Linked DNA regions of Homo sapiens: region 2 is linked to region 1. A link is a contact called in ENCODE Hi-C or POLR2A ChIA-PET data. All regions are on one chromosome and are shown on one strand. The core of a region is the stretch at or near the end of the contact, and the rest is flanking DNA. Distances in the headings are between cores, read along the strand shown.

Evidence for each region. Hi-C counts contacts between places; a loop is a spot of excess contacts on that map. ChIA-PET counts read pairs that join two places held with the same protein, here RNA polymerase II (POLR2A). Pooled maps may share reads with other maps.
Region 2: a pooled map shows a loop between it and region 1 (2.5-fold over the local background). The contact joins two enhancer-like sites. A Hi-C loop is called at or near these places in 1 of 168 maps with a recorded cell type or tissue (PC-3) and 5 of 50 pooled maps. POLR2A ChIA-PET finds 5 or more read pairs at or near these places in 1 of 52 experiments (PC-9).

The regions. Positions count from the first base shown.
Region 1 is chr4:146,190,231-146,194,293 of GRCh38, reverse strand. It overlaps LSM6 (LSM6 homolog, U6 small nuclear RNA and mRNA degradation associated), which reads right to left. Exons shown (of 4, transcript NM_007080.3): 4 at 2,759-4,063. Among named protein-coding and RNA genes, the nearest start is that of LSM6, 17 kb to the right of the region's middle. Within about 2 kb of position 2,024, at least 2 of the 41 ENCODE cell types and tissues checked have a DNase peak (open chromatin) inside an H3K27ac peak, as active enhancers do.
Region 2 is chr4:146,334,869-146,338,931 of GRCh38, reverse strand. All of the region lies in intron 5 of SLC10A7 (solute carrier family 10 member 7), which reads left to right. Among named protein-coding and RNA genes, the nearest start is that of MIR7849, 72 kb to the left of the region's middle. Within about 2 kb of position 2,336, at least 2 of the 41 ENCODE cell types and tissues checked have a DNase peak (open chromatin) inside an H3K27ac peak, as active enhancers do.

The sequences.
Region 1 (4,063 bases), core at 775-3,274:
CCAGCCTACCCTGCAGATTTTGGGCTTGCCTCCACAATTGTGGGAGCCAAGTCCTTAAAATCTCTCTATACATCCTATTGGTTCTGTTTCTCTGGAGGAACCATGACTAGTACACATCATGTGGTAGGTTACTACCACTGTTCACCAGTATTTCTGGTTGTCTCTCCTGGGTCCATGAAAGGATTATACTTTTCTGAAAACTTAAAGTAAGCCCTGACCGTGTAACTTGCTTTGCCTAATAATGGGGTAGAAGTGACACTAGCTTTAAGCAAAAGGTTTTAGGAGCCAGGGAGTGATCCTTTCTGCCCTTCCCCTGCCACAGCAGATGCTGATTCCTCAGGTTGAGATGGTGGAAACATAAGGTGCTACCTCCCTCGGCCTGGGCCCCCAGGTGACTGCAATCAGTGGAGTCCCACCTATGGGCCCCTGTGCACATGGAGCATAAGTAAGATCATTAGTTGTTTCAAACCACTGAGATTTGGGGTTTGTGACTAACACACTACTGTGGGCGGGGTATAAGGAGCCCTGTATCCCAGCAACATCCACTCTACCGTACATATTACACATTTTTAATTTTTTCATTTTTCCAAGTTCAATAAAACGTCTATTTGATATAAACACTGAATAGTGACTTGAAATACCGTATGCACATGATGGTAATAAAATTGCCTAAGATTGTTACGTAAACTTTTCATAAACTAACCTCTCCTTTAATCCAAATTATTGGTATATTGCCAAACTCACCAACATCCATCCCATTATAAAACTTGGAATAAATTAAGCCCATGTGAATTTGGACATTTGTGTAACCTAGGCATTGAAAACTAGCCTATCCCAAGTGTTTCAGTGTTTTATATTTCATGAAATTCCTGGAATATGCCTCTGCCTTTCTATCTGCTATAACTCCCAAATTACTATGAAGAAAATCCTTCAGTGCTGCAGATGAGTCAAAATGGGTCTTCAAATAAAAAAAAATCCAACATGACTGTTCAGTTAAACCACACAAAAGCTGGCTTTTCTAGGAGAAGGAAAAAAACAAAGATGGGAGGCTGAACTACCTGGGCCTGTGGGTAAACAGGGCATAGTTACGTTCAGATTTCAGAATTATCCACTCCTGAGTTTATTTGGAATTTCAAGATACGAACATACAGTTGAGATGCTCAAATCCATCTAAAATGTTCAGGTTTTTAAAAGAATTCTTACAATTTTGGCCCAATTTTTTAAAAAAAGGATGGAGGGTACCACTTTCCCCCATAAATACCCAAACCTACAAACTCAGTATGGAAGGTGCAATGTCATATTTCCTTTTTTATCTACCCCCCTAAGGTATAGCACAGTGCCTGCCTACAGCTGTCATCCAATAAATGCCAAACTGATTTCTGCCACCACATTCTGAAATCCCCACTCCCTGGCCACCTCCCGCATCTTTTAAAGGAGGGACTAACAGGTATCAGAGAGGGCTCTCTCCACTGTCCTGTCGTACATGACACATACCACTCTCACCGTCCACTCTTGCATTTTCACCCCCACTCTGGCTAATTGGACTTCAACAGTGAATCTAAGTTAGTCGGTCAACAACAGAGACACAGCTGTACTGCTGTGTACTGGTGGTACAACAGACAGCAGCGACTGGAATTAAGATAGTTGCTGGATATTCAGACCCCAGAGGTCAGGACTAACCCTGCCACTCTTAGGTGGCATCTACCTCCACAATGGTCAGGGGCAAGCTTAGCGAAGACAGGCAGAGACACTCCACTGAGCACACGGCCTCCTGAAACCAGGTCGGTGGGGAGAAAAACTGAAGGTTGTCTTCCTTTCACCAACAATTTCTTTTTGTGGAGAAAAAAAAATTATAGTTAATGCAGTTGGGCTGTGGGGAACAGCAAGGCCACAGCATGGGCTGGGATTTACCTCTGAATCTAAGAGCTAGCCAGTACTCTGGAGGATCATCTGCTCGGAGGACAAAGGTCAGTGCAATCATAGGCGTGTCTGCCCCCAGTAAGGGAACATTCTGGATCTTTGGCCTGGAATGCTGTACTGAGGTCACCCAAGAGTCAGTGATTATCAAAGACAATTTTACCCCCTAGAGGTTGCTTCTATTGTTACAGATTATTATAGCCTCCGGGGCGGTAAGCCTTACACAGCAAGTCCAATGCTGCTGCACTTTTAGACCTTAAGGAAATCCCGTAAGCATTTGTTACTATTATTAATTAAGCATAATTAAGCGCTCCTAGCATGCATTCCATATTGCCTTGAGCAGAAAGCTTCAGATGTAAACCATCTTTCAATAACATTCCCTTCCTGAATGCTGAGATGAGAACATGAAAATCATACCACATGTCTGCCATCTGTATTTGTACTTGTCAACAGCTCTGTTTTGGGATAAACAGTTTTGAAATAAGAATCAATTCGACTTGTTGGAAGATTAGCCAAGGAATAGCTCAAAGACCAAAACAGAAAATGAAGTCAGATAGTCTGAAAATCGAGCACAATTTTGTTTCTCGCTAAACATTCTGTTTTGTCACAGCCCAAGAGAAAGAGTGTGGCAGACAGGGTTTGGGGGCACACAGACAGGGAAAATGTATGTTCTCAAGTAAAAAATTCTTCAACCTGGAACAAATGTCTTCGCTACAATGCAACTAGAAATCATTCACTGACCTCTAGGAGACTACAGTTAAGAACAAAGCAATTTAAGCATTTACACTTTGTTTCATGGTTCTACTATGTGAAGGTATACACAGGGGACAACTTGAGCGGGTTCAAGTGCATAATACAGTCCTTTATTACCATAAAAATGGCAGCACTTCCCAAAGTTGATCTTGATTAAAAGTAGTTCCATGGTTGAAAACAGTACTCCACTGTAGAGCTATTAAACTAGAGAGATGGCAAGGGGAAAATAAAGACTTATATATCAAAGGCGAGGTCAGGGAAGAAGTTAGAAAAAACAGGACGCTACAGATTAGTGGGAGACTACAATGGAATTGCTTTTAGAGGTGGCTGATATAAGTGAATGAAGGGACACAATAACCTGCAGCCCCACATATTCTACAAAACAAATGAGAACATGTATGCTCCACTTGGAGAGCCATCCATTTTCTCCTTAAAAGAACTCATTTATAAAAGAGCAAATTGGTGATTTGTACTTACATACTGGACCTTTTCCAAGCCCCTGTCAAGAAGTGATAAATTATTGAAGCATAGCATAAAGTGTTTTATTTTCAGTGTGCACACGGTAAAACCCTGTGAAATGCTTCTGTTCACCTTTCCCAAGTTATTAATTAAAAAATAATTGTTTCCAATTACTCTCTGATCTTTAAAATAAACCAAGACAAAACACTACATACACCTCTCCAGAATCAGCACTGCCCCTTCCCTCTCTCCTTCTCGATCCTGCCCCCCATCCTTCAACCAAGCAGTTGTTTCGAATCACACCATCGGCTCCTGAAATAGGAATGCTATTTAGATTGGGAAGGGAGGGAAGAGGAAGTCCAATACAACATTCACACAATTGTCTGGTATTCATTCAACCACAGTGCCCAGATATATTTGTTGTTCCTAGAGACAGCGTAAAACTGTTTGGAGAATAAAGCAGGGTTGTGGAAAGCTCATTAATAAATTGTGAAAATCCTCTCAGCAGGAGTCACATAACCAGAGGAGCTGCCTTGTGCCAAGCAACATAAAGCCTGGTGCTCTGCTCCTGGACAATGTCAAAGGCAAATACAGCTGATTTTTGAGAAAGGCCTCCCTACAGCCACTTGCTAGACCAGAGTTAGGAAAAATTCTTTCCCAATCTCAGCTCGGCAATTAGAACCTGAATTATGTTTACAAACTCTAGGCTTTGCTTTAATCTGACTGTGAGAGATGTACAGGAATGGCCCCTCCCCTACTGTGTTCATAAACTGAGAGAATAACGTTGATGCCAATGCTCCTGAAAGGGAGCAGGGAAACCTAAAAAGTCTAATTGCATAAGGAGATGCAGGGGGACCACTGACAGGAGGGCTTTCTCCTCACTGAAATCTTGTTCATCTTTAGGATTTCTCCAGCACCTCAGTTCGAATTCCCA
Region 2 (4,063 bases), core at 1,087-3,586, 140 kb before region 1:
GGGCCTTTTAGGGTAGGGATGAAAGTGCCTATTTCAAGATTTAATCTCTTTTAAAAACCTTCCTCTAATCTGTTCTAATTTTATCATCTATGTGTTTTTGTTTTGTTTTGTTTTGTTGCTTTATATGTATGGTAAATAATATAGTGCTGAGTAACTGCTTTCAGATCTTCCATATGTGAGCTTTGTTCTACTCAAGTGGTTTGTAGGAGGCAGTGTGGTATCAGAAATAAAGAACTGGGCAGGGAATTTGAGACACTAAAATGCTACTCCTTGTGTTTCCACTAACTCTGCACCCAAGAGTGAGAGACATTGCCTCCTTGGGCATCAACTTTTCAGTTTGTAAAGTGAGGTAACACATTATCCCTAATGTCTCTTTCAGCTAGAATTCTTTGATTTCTCTAAATTCTTAAAGAACTCCTATCCAGTATATCAACACAATGGTAGAGATCTTGGATTCTGGAACCAGACTGCATGACTTGCTTCCCATTCTGCCACTTACTGCTTGGGAATTCTGAACAATTCCTTGTCTATGTACCTCAATTTTCTCCTCTGTAAAATGAGAATTGTAGTGGCAGCTTTCTCATAGGTTTGTTGTGAGGACCAAATGAGTTAGTAAATATAAAGAGCATAGAACAGTTGCTGACATATACACAGTAGGCATTCAATAAATGTCAACTAGTCTCATTATTATTACAAACACAAGGGTTTTAAAACATTTCAGAAAGTGTGTGTGTTTCTTATCAAATGGATATGCTGCTCCATGAGAGAAACATTTGTGGACACACATTCATCTATTCATTTGTTCTTTCATTCAGCAAAAAAAATTATTGCATGCCTAATATTTGCCAGGCACTGTTGTGTTACAGACATCAATGAGCAGAATGGCAGATACACATTAAATCTTTTAAACCAGTGGGAAAAAACATCCATGTTACTCTAGTGACCTAAGAGAGTTACTTAGTGCCTTATTTTCATGTATTCCAACACCAGTGGCAAGTTATATATGTAATCGTTGACTCTAATTTTAATTAATATTATATATTTTACATTAATTTTCTACAATCTGTTTCTTAAATATCTTTTTCTTTTAAATTTTCTGCTTCCTCCTTTGCACATTTTTTTCTTTTTAACAACTCAGACCATCTCCTGATCTCTCAACTTTGTTTTTATTCCTTTTGTTGAGTTCTATCTTCTGACACTTCCTTAGGTTAGTCTCTATAAGCCTCTTTTCTATTCTCACCTATAAAATTAGGATAATCAATTTACTTACCAGAATTTTAAATTAGATAATGTTTGTAATGTACTTAGCACAGTTCCTAGTACATAATATACCTCAATAAATATTGGCTATTTTTATGATGGTGGTGTTTTATATCAACTGAACCATGATTCTAAAGCAAGAAATACTACAAGCTCCTATGTATAATATTCAGGCCATAGGAACTTTGGCTGACCATTGGATAATGTGAAATGATCCTCTTGACATTTTAAGAGAGCTGTGTATCTTGTGTGTAATGTTTGCAGTGCTACTAATAATTGGCTGCTCCATGTGTTCTCAGGGAAAATAAAACTGCAACCTCAGATTGTAGCTGTGTGCCCATGGTGGAGGCATGCAGGCCAAAGTGAGCTCTGTTAGGTCTTACTTTCACTGTGAAAGCTTATGTCTTTATACTCTAGTCTTCAAAAAATAAATTTTGATTTAGTTTCCTTTTGCTTCCTCCTTGGTCTAATATATACTCTGCAAATAAGCATTTTTAAGAAACTTCTTTAGAAAATTATTTATTGCCTGTTAAATCTAAAACTTAGAAGATGTTTACATGAAAATCTTTTGGAAAATGATAGAAAGTTCCCACATCTCTGTTGCCCTGGGCTCTAATTAAATTTCAAATTGTTTTTGTCACTCTTAACCTGGATAGAAAAAGCCAAATTAATGTAATACAGTTCTATGAGTTTACATTGCCTGAAGGTTTGCTTTTTCAGTTAAAAACAAAAAAGAGAAGTCATGAGTTTGAATGCTGTTTTTCATCTTTAACATATATCACTATATTAGTTCTAATCAGCAATGTACATATTATTCCACTTTTGTGTTCTTATATTTTTCTGTCCTCTTTTATATAGCTCTAGATATTAGAGCCCTAAACCCCACACATTCTGTCTGCTATTCAGCATCTTTAATTTCCCCCTCTGCACTGATCTCCATCCCTTTGCTTCCATTATCCTTGTAAAGGAGAACCAACTTTAGATTAGAAATGGTAAAGTAAATATTGACAAAGGAAAGCAGGTCCAAGATAGGCGGACTATCTGCTGGCCCAGACAAATTACATCATAGGATCCTGAGAAAACTGACATTTGAGATTCCTGAATCACTATCTTTGACAAATCATAAAGGGAAGGAGCAGAATCAACAGCTGCTGGGAATGTGCAAACATCACTGCAAATACCAAAAAGAGGAAGAAAGTGGATTGTACACACTATTAACTAGTAATTTTGATATCAGTCTAAAGAAAAATTAAAGAATGGGTCATTAAATAGTGGGTTGTAAGGAGTTACAAAGGAACATGGTGTGATGTTTAGAAGCCAGCGTGGGTTCACTCAAAGCCAAGTTATTAAAAACAAGTTTGTTACACTTATTTCTGTTTGAAATATAATTTCTAATTCAAAGCAATACTTCAGAGCAGAGATCTGCAAACTATGGCCCTTGGGCAAATCTTACCATGCCAATTTGTTTACCTATTGTCTTTGGCTGCTTTCCAGGTACAATAGCAGAGTTGAGTAATTGCAGAAGTGTCCCTGCAAAGGCTAAAATAATTATTACTTGGCCTTACACAGAAAAAGTTTGCCAACCTCTGCTCTAGAATCTAAATCCATTTTTTAAAATTTTAATATGCCTACAAATTACCTGGGGATCTTGCTAAGATGCAGATTATGACATAGTAGTTCTGGGGCGGAGTCTGATATTCAGCTAGTTCTCACAAGCTTCCAGGTGAAATCAATGTTGCTGGCGCTTAGATCACATTTCAATCTAGTGAGGATCTAGATTTCAAAAAGATATTTAGCAGATTCACCCATTTTAAGACAACAAAGAGAGTAAATAAATTATGAGTTAGAAGTCACTTCAGTTGGTTAGAATCTTGTTTAAATGATAGTGTTCATGAAGTGTTAGGCAATCAATGTCACCTTGGAGAGAAGTTTTTCTGGTCATTTCAAAATGATTATCTTATCATCATTTCCTTGTATGGAAATATTAGCTCAGTGGTGGTATTTGATGGGAGCAATAATGGGCTTGATAACTCATATGTTTAGATGACCAATATCAACTGGGTTGGTCTGCGGGACAGTTCCTCTGTTGGGCGACAGTTCTCTCTGTGTCTCATATTTCTATACATTTTGTCAGCAGAGGCACTGACTGCCTTTTGTTCTCAACTCTGGAACAAAGGGCAGCTTTGCTTTCTGCCTCTTATAAAAGATTCAGGTTCCCTAAGCTCAGTATTCCTTTCCTGGAATGCAGTCCACTGCTTCTGCAGGCATCCATTCGAGCCCATCTGCATCACCTGCTTGACTTGGGGACAAGGGGAAATGACACCAACATCATGCTTAGGCTGCTTGCTGTTCTATGAGTGGTAAAATCCTTTGGCTCTGATCCAGGACTCTTTTTTTTTTTTTTTTTTTTTTTTTTTTTTACAACATCTGTGGCAACACTTTAATGAGTTAAAAAGAAAGAGACAATAACATTCTATTACAATGCTCTTCCAAAAGTTTTTGGCAAAAACAAAACAAAACAAAACAAAAACCTTCAACTATTGAGGATCCCCAAACACTGACATCATCTTCTCCTGACATCCAGCCATCCACATCGTCATAGCTCATTCATCCAGGATCCAGGACTCTTGAGCCTTCTGCCAGCATACTTGAATGTGTGGCAGGCCGACTTGTCATCTTGAAAGTGTGGTAATCTCAGACCCTTCACCAACTTAGACTCTTTCCCAATAGTCGTAACACAGGTTCCCAATCACTGACTTTCCCCTTCCTCTGCACCCATCTTCCCCTCATTTTAGTAAAATTC